Regions from separate parts of the Homo sapiens genome. Here region 1 is linked to region 2. Evidence: chromatin loops called from intact Hi-C (ENCODE). Cell type or tissue: B cell. All regions are shown on one strand. Region 1 has its middle 130 kb from the start of LINC03069. Region 2 overlaps TCF4 (transcription factor 4).

Evidence for each region. A loop is a pair of places that touch in the nucleus more often than their neighbours do. Peaks named below come from ENCODE experiments on the same cell type or tissue, not always from the same donor. Only the 100,000 strongest peaks of a DNase experiment are listed, where the experiment ranks them.
Region 1: it touches region 2 in a loop (11-fold over the local background); 4 of 110 quality-filtered maps call a loop at or near these places.

Annotation. Positions count from the first base shown.
Region 1 is chr18:56,321,931-56,325,930 of GRCh38, reverse strand. No RefSeq gene overlaps it. Among named protein-coding and RNA genes, the nearest start is that of LINC03069, 130 kb to the right of the region's middle. In B cell, no CTCF peak of the experiment used is centred here; a DNase peak (open chromatin) is centred at 2,080.
Region 2 is chr18:55,413,129-55,417,128 of GRCh38, reverse strand. All of the region lies in intron 5 of TCF4 (transcription factor 4), which reads left to right. Among named protein-coding and RNA genes, the nearest start is that of TCF4-AS1, 37 kb to the left of the region's middle. In B cell, CTCF peaks have their summits at 1,473 and 1,674 (motif pointing left); a DNase peak (open chromatin) is centred at 1,648.

The DNA.
Region 1 (4,000 bases), 910 kb before region 2:
CAGCTCAGCTAAGGTATCTCTCTAACATAACAATACACAAAGGGGTGGGTGGATTGGACCTTTACCTTTGGTCTTAGAAGTAGCTTATGGGGTTGCTGTTGAGCCACAAGGACATGAGCATCTGTCTTTGGGAGGATGGACAGGGCACTGCACCCTAGAGCAGAGCAAGAAACAGTCTGATGCCTCATAGATTTGAGATAGCTCCTGGAGTCTCCCAGAAAAATGCAAGATGGCAGAAGGAACTCACAATAGGGATGGTTTGGCGGAACCAGCAGGGTTTAGTGAGGTAGTAGAAACCATCACTAGTGTAACTCTGACCCCTTATATACCCGCAGATGGATGAAGACTGAGGACTTTTTTGTTTCCGGGCTTTTTGGATGAATTCTGTTTACAGAAGCACCTGTCCCCAGGTACCCCAGCATGGAACCACAGCCAGTATCTCGGGTCTTGGCTCTGTTCTCCCTCCCTGTGGCCCATTTCACTGTCACTGGTGTCCTCATTCTATTCTCTGGCCCTCAGGCCCTCCTGGATGTGGTTACCCATGTGGGAAGGTTATTTTCTAACTGTTGAAAGTCCGCCATCATAGGGATTCTCTTATCTTTTTTTCTTTTTCTTTTTTGAGACAGAGTCTCACACTGTTGCCCAGGCTGGAGTGCAGTGGCATGATCTTGGCTCATTGCGGCCTCCTCCTCCCAGGTTCAAGTGATTCTCCTGCCTCAGCCTCCTTAGTAGCTGGGACTCCAGGCACCCGCCACCACACCTGGCTAATTTTTGTATTTTTAGTGGACATGGGGTTTCACCATGTTGGCCAGGCTGGTCTTGAACTCCTGACCTCAGGTAATCCACCTGCCTCTGCCTCCCAAAGTGCTGGGATTACAGATGTGAGCCACCATGCCCGGCCACCACTGTGCAGATTCTGTCTTCCACATCTGGATCTAGACAGAGGATTTCTCATGGCCTTAGCATCCTCATGACCAGGGCAAATCTCATGCACATATTGTCCTAGAGGGTCCAGAGCATTCGCTCATTTTTTTCCCACTTTCAAACACAGATTCCCATAGAAAGGAGCACCTCAGTACCAGTATCTGATTTGCCTTAATATATCATTTCTCTTGGGTGAACTTCCAATTTAAAGGTGACAGAAGCATGGCTCACCCTCATCTTGTTCATCTCTACAATGAGCATTTCAGGCCAGGAATGACAAATTGGAGAGAGAAGGCTTTTTGATGGGGAGACAGTTTTTATGAGATATTCTAATCCATATTAATGTGTATAGAAATCTCTGGGGATCCTGTTAAAATGAAGATTTTGATTCAGTAGATCTGGAGAGGAAACTGATATTCTTACATTTCTAACAAGCTCCCAGGTGATGACACTGGTCTGTGGACCACACTGTGAATAACAAGGCCTTAAATCACAGATGGCATCTATTTTTTCCACATTCACCTGGGCAAAGTTCTCTCCTCTGAACCTGTGATGTCTCTTCATGATTCAGGCAATGAAATCTCTACCCAAAATTGGGTAGAGATTTATTGGTTTGGCTGTTTGAAAGAAGAAGGGAAGTTTCCTATAAAGAGAAAGGAAGTCTCTCCAAACTGGAATTCAGTTGTATAAACCAAGTTTTGTGAATGATGTTCTTATTTTTCTACAACTGGTATTAATACTGCTTCAAAAATTTTGCAAAGATGGCATGAGAACTGGTGGGTGTGTGTAGGGGGTGGGGGTGGGGGATGGATATTATTGCAGCCAGTAATGCACTGCACAGAAATCATCCCTTTAATCAGAGAAGCTTAAAATCAGGCCAGGGCATGAAGGTGGAGCAGAGTTATGAAAACTGACAGAAGTCAAAAAATAAAGTCATTTGCAAAATCAGAGTGGGGACAATTTCTTCCTCCTCTCCTTTCATTTCTGCATCAAGCTGAGCCTTGATAGTAGAATTTACCACTTTGCTGTGAGCCCAGCAGGCTGCCTCACCTCCATTAGCACAGCCAGGCACTGTTAGAGGCCATGAGTGGGAAGGGGAGTGGAAGTAGTTTGGGGTTTCTTTTCTTCCTTTGTGTTTGTTCCCCAGGGCATCCCCTGGGTGATGCTAGAAGATAACTTCTTGTCATTACTAAGCACTGCTTGTATCCCCTGCAGTCTTCGGTGCAGGAACCCAGCCACTGGTTCAGGGCACTGAGCTAGGCCCAACGGGGTATGCAAAAAAGAGAAAGCGCTGATTCTTATCACCATGGAGTTTATAAGGTAGCTGCGAAGGGAAGAGACACACTCCTAAGATCACTAACCACATCCAACAGGAAATAATAAGTTCCAAATGGGCACTACGCACAGTAAGGATGTGGGCTGATTGGGACATGGGAAACTTTTAAATGAGGTGATCAGAAAGGCTTCATTGAGAAGGTAGTAATTGATTTAGTCCTTGAAGGGAAGGGAGAATTAAATAGTGCCTGGGAGGTCTGAGATGGTAGTGCAGTTTCTAAGAACATCTTCTTGCCCAAATCCTTTCTGAGAATGGCTTAGGGAGAAGAGGAAAGCTGTGTTTTGATTTATTTTGATAATAGAAGATGCCAGTGGCTGGCCCTAATTGTGGCACAAGCACGCTTTTTTAGAAGGTTTCTGTTTCTTGCTGAATTCTACACAGAATCAGGTAAAGACTATGATACAGTTAAATTTCACCTTCATTATTTTCTTAGAAATATGTTTTATGGAGAGATGCTTCAATTGGGCAGTCCAAATTTCTCTCTGTACTTCAAAAAGCCCCTTAGCACCTGATTTCAGCTTGAAAAATAGTCATTTATATTTCGAACCCCAAGCATTCAATTTTAACCATTGGTAGAAATTGATTAATAATGGCAAAGCTAGAAAAACTCCATAATAATCTTTAAAGAAAACAAAACACTACAGTCATTTTTTATTTTAAACTTTAAGCTTCACATTTCAAAGTTTTATCAAACTATCCCCCCTCCCCATAATTTAAAGCATTGTTTTCCAAGGGAAATTTAATAATAAGAGCTGCCATGTGTTTCTGCTTAATTTTGGAAGCCTGTGTTATGCAGTCAAAGATTCTCATTTGAAAATAATTCCTGTCCTTGTTCTTAAAGTACCAGGGAATAAGATTTAAAAAATATGTTGCAGCTCTCAAGTTTATGTTTTGCCTAAAGCCAGGCCGCAATGGGAGATCAAAGTTTAGAGTGCGGTTCTAAAGTTAGAACTACTGCCTTGCAACGTGCTCACAAATGGGGAGCAGGGCCCGGCAGCTGCCTGCCCAGGTCCTCCAGTAATTAGCTCTGGTGCAGGCGGAGGCCCCTGCCCCTCCCCTGGGTAGGTCCTAGGCCTCAGGGCCTCTGTCGCCTGGGAAGCAATCCCTACAAAGACAAGGCAGGCGTGGTATTTTTAGACCACATGTGTGCACTGTACAGGCCTCCTGTGTTCCACAATTTGCGTTTGAGAGGAGTGGGAATCGAACACACTGCTGTGTTTGCTGTCTGCTGGGCCTGTTGTTAGTGGGGGCTATTTGTCAACATGACAGACTCATCTAATAATGTTTGAGGATGGGCAAACTGGGGCATGTTTGTTAGTCTCAAGTTGTCTCTTGTCTCTCTTTAAAAAGGAATGTGTGTGTGTGTTTGTGTGTGTGTGTGTGTGTGTGTGTGTGTATTTTTTTTCTTAAGCCCCAAAGCCCTCCTCCCTTATCAAATCCCTAACATGGCTATTTCACACCTCAGTAGAACTGATTGTAGACTGTCATTTCTTTTTTTAAAATTTATATTTTTGCAGAGATGGGGTCTCGCTATGTTGCCCAGGCTGGCCTCAAACTCCTGGCCTCAAGCGAGCCTCCGCTTTGGCCTCCCAAAATGCTAGGATTACAGGAGTGAGCCCCCGCTGCTTACTGTCATTGCAGCGGCACAGCTCATGAAGGTTGTCTTCATCTCTCTATTTTCACCCTCCTGGAAGTTCTGCTTGCCTATGGTCAGCCGGGCTGAAGGACTCAATTGTAAAT
Region 2 (4,000 bases):
AAGTAAAGTCTGTAGCCAAACTCCTTAATTGTGATGCATTTGCTGAGTTCCCCTCTTCCGTCGTCGGGCCTGCTCTGATGCCATATGGCCTACCATGGAACATTTAACTTGTCAGATATAATGGATTGTCCTGGAAGCAGATTTTTGCTTTGAGCACTCGGCTCCTTTCTTGCATTTCACTCTCAGCTCCAGGCTGCAGGATGAAGGATTGTGGTAGAAGTGCAAAGAAGAGACACACAGTTGATTCCCCTTAAGAGAGTGACCTATATGCCACAAAATTTTACCCACGTAAAGAGGCATTATCCCCGTCACTGGCCTTAGCAGGCTGCATGTCAAAGTCATTTAAATTTCCCTGGACTTAACAGATTGTGTAAACATTTCAGAACTGAGAGCTTAGGAATAATGAAACATCGTCATTTTAACTTAGGCAAAAATGGTGCAGCCATATTGGCCAAAGGAGGCATATTATTTATTGTGACCTACATGTAACGTAGACCACCTGGTTTTTAGATTCTATAAATTAAGTTCTCTCAAGTTTATGAAGGATGCTAAAAAATATATATATTATGATGGAAATGTTACTTGGCTTTATTGTTTTTGTTTCGTGAATAGAGAGGTGAGGTTGAAATGATCATTTAGGAATCGCTTCTTAGCCTTTTGGCTAAGATCAAGTGAAATGATCATTTAGGTGGAGGGACAGTGGCAGCTAATTATCCTACCAGGCTTTCTAGCTTGAAACTTAGGGGCAGACCTTCCATTCATTCTAACCTATTTGAAATTAGAGATTGGATGTGTTATGGACTATTTAATTTTTATCTGTAAAAGTAAATAATGTAGTCTTTGTTCATTTTAATTTGGTGCTTTTATGAGTTAATTTTTTTTTCAATTTGTGCTATTGTTTCAACAAGCTTGGAAAACAGTAGGAACAATTTGTGACTTTTGCATCTGTAGGAAAACTTCTTTAAAAGAATAAACAGTGCCCTACCTATATGTGTGTGTACATACATAGCTGTGAGGTACTCTTCTGGTATAACCTACTGTAAACCCCAAAGCAAATATTGTGATATAGAGACACAGAATAGACAATTTACAAGTAATCAATCAAGCACAAACCAGTGGGAAAATAAGGAACTTATGTATCTCAATTTATTCTTTAAATGCTACATATTTGATTGCTTTAGGGTTGCAAAAGTTAATTAATAGATTTGTATAAGACACACAGAAATATACATACACTAAAAGAGACTTTGCTAAGTGTAATTCAATATACTCACAAAAATATGTGTTAATTATGTTAGAAATTTAATATTTAATTTAATTCCATAAATCCTTGCATTACAAATAAGTCCTCATACAGGTCAGATAGGGCAATAAAAACTACTGTGGCCTTGAAAACTGACAGAAGCTCACTTCTGTACAAATCTTTTTAATGAACAACTTTCCATCGAGCAGCTAAGAAATATCTGTTAAAGTCAGTATTTAATACTAAAGTGTACTTATGTATGTTTCTTACTGATCCTAAATTGAGCACGTTAGTTTTATCAATGCCACTCATCGGCTGACTGTACCCCTCCTCCCCCATACAGATTTGGTGAGACTTAGTACTAAATAAGTTTGGGGAGTGCCTGGCCATAGCCGGCTCTTGTTGGGGCATGTGCGCCCTCTGCTGGCTGCTCACATAGGAACTGACTGGTGTGTGAGGTTCTTTCTTTCTTTTACTTTTCAAGGTTGGGTTTTTTTTGTTTTTTGTTTTGTTTCAATTTATTTTTATACAACTGATCAGATATTTACCATGATTATAAAGTTGTAGCTTAATACTGAGTATGGCCGTTAATTTGTTTTTATTTGGAAATAAAGGTGAGGTTTTGTTTTGGGTGTGTTTTTGGTAAATAGATAGTCCTGATAGTTCAAATAACATGCAATGTGTGTAATACTCTTGAGTTTTTTAAGTGGTTGATTGTATATCACGATTAACCATATTTTCATTGCTTTCATATTCCCCTTGCCTTGATTGTATTTGAGAAGTATTCTTGTTGGACTAAGTTGGGAATAGAACTTAAAAGGGGATAGATAAGTCATTGAAATTTTGAAATATGATTATTTGTCTGTAATGGATGTGGTAGGTAATCCCTAGTAGAAAAATTCCTGTTATGGTTGGTTGATAGTTTTCACTTGCTTTGCCAAGGAAAATGAGTATATTTACATCATAATACTTTATAAAAGCATTTTTGGTTTCCTTGCAAACCAAATTAAGCTGTGCTCACTGGCAGACATTGAGAATGGTAGTTTGAGTAAAATATTTTTTGTTTTGTTTTGCTTTTGCAGTTGCTGTTTATAGAGTATGAGATGTTAAAGGAACAAATCACTGATGGTCTCTTTACTCCCAGGACACAGGACTAAACTATACAAGGGCAGTTACAGAGGAAGAGTGTCAGCCTCTCTACCATTGCCTGGGTGGAGAGCATCCTTGGGTCCTGGTAGTGAAGGCCAGGGCTCTGTGTAATGAGTGTGTCTTTTAAAAATAGCAACAATTTTTGTTGACAAGGCTCCATCAAAGTCTTTATAATAATTTAGTTTGTATAAGTGATTTCTGTGTATCTCTGAAATTAAATGACTTGATGGAGTCAGTTTGGTATTTGTTGTACAGAGAAGGCAGTTTAGATTTTTATAGTTCTTTTGTCTTACATTGCAAATTTTTCTAATTTGTAAGCAAAAGCCATAAAAACTTCCAAACCAACCGTGGAGTGATCAAAGAACTTAGAGCTGTGGAAGGGCAGAAATGTCATCTACGTTTTTTTTTTCTTTTCTTTTCTTTCAGTTTTTCCCCTTTGCAATTTTAGGTTCCAGTTACCTTAAAATTTGTTTTGGATAAATGATATAAATTTTTACTTAATAGTCTTTACTTACTTTGATTTAACATTGTCAAATAACTAAGAATTGCATTCTAACAAATATTAAGTCCTTATTACCTCTGTTAGAATGTCATCTTGCATGAAATCTCACATACATGTCTCTCCTGTTACCACCTTGTCTTCAATGAGGTTGTATTGGGTGCTCTTTCTTGGTGCTTCTCTGGGTTCCCATTATATCCCTTACTGGTGGATAGCATTGTGTTACTCCTGGTATTTAGTCATCTAAACTCTTACCTCCTTGAGAATAATGTGCATTGTTGACTCTCTTGCATCCAGCACATGTTACACAGAAAGCACCCAACAAATATTAAATTCCCTATATTGTGTTTTTTAGGCCTCATTCACCACTATTCAGATGATAATTTTTGCAAGTTTCAGGATTAAAAATTGTGGTCTGTAAACATAGTATATGTAATGCATTTTATTTTCTTGCATACTTTTTATAGGATGAGGTCATTCTTCTGGCTACTCCTTGTCTGCTTTCTTTTTTCTCTTTTTCCTCCCTCTCATCCTTCCCTCTGCCTCTCCTCTTCCTTCCTGTGCTCCCCACCTTCCTCTCTTGATTGAGTCATGCTCCTAGATTCAGTCATTGAGAGGCTTCTCTTAAACACTGCAGCATGGGACCATTCATCTACCAACCTTCCCCTTCCTTGAACAATAACTAGTGCTGCAGGCTGGTTGGACTCTGGGGAGTGTGGCCCTGCGTATCTGGCAGTTTGGTTATTATTATGGGCCCATTCTCTTGAAGTTGATCTTGAAGAGCAGGCTTGGCTGGAAAACATCATTCTTCTATAAATATAATGGTTAGCAATCTTCCTACTCTTTGTCTTCCTTGGAATGTGTTTTCAATTCTGGGCTGTTCCTCCCACTCCCCTCCAGTTTCTCTCAGTAGTGCATGTTTAGGGGATATAGGTCAATTGTATTCAGTGCTAAGGCTAGAGAAATGATCATTTAATATATTACAGATACGTATACAAATGGCAGTTGGATTATCTTCTGTCTGGGGTTAAAAATGTCACTTATATATGTGTGTTTATGTATGTATTATACATATCTATATACCGTATATAACATTGTCATGTCCCCCC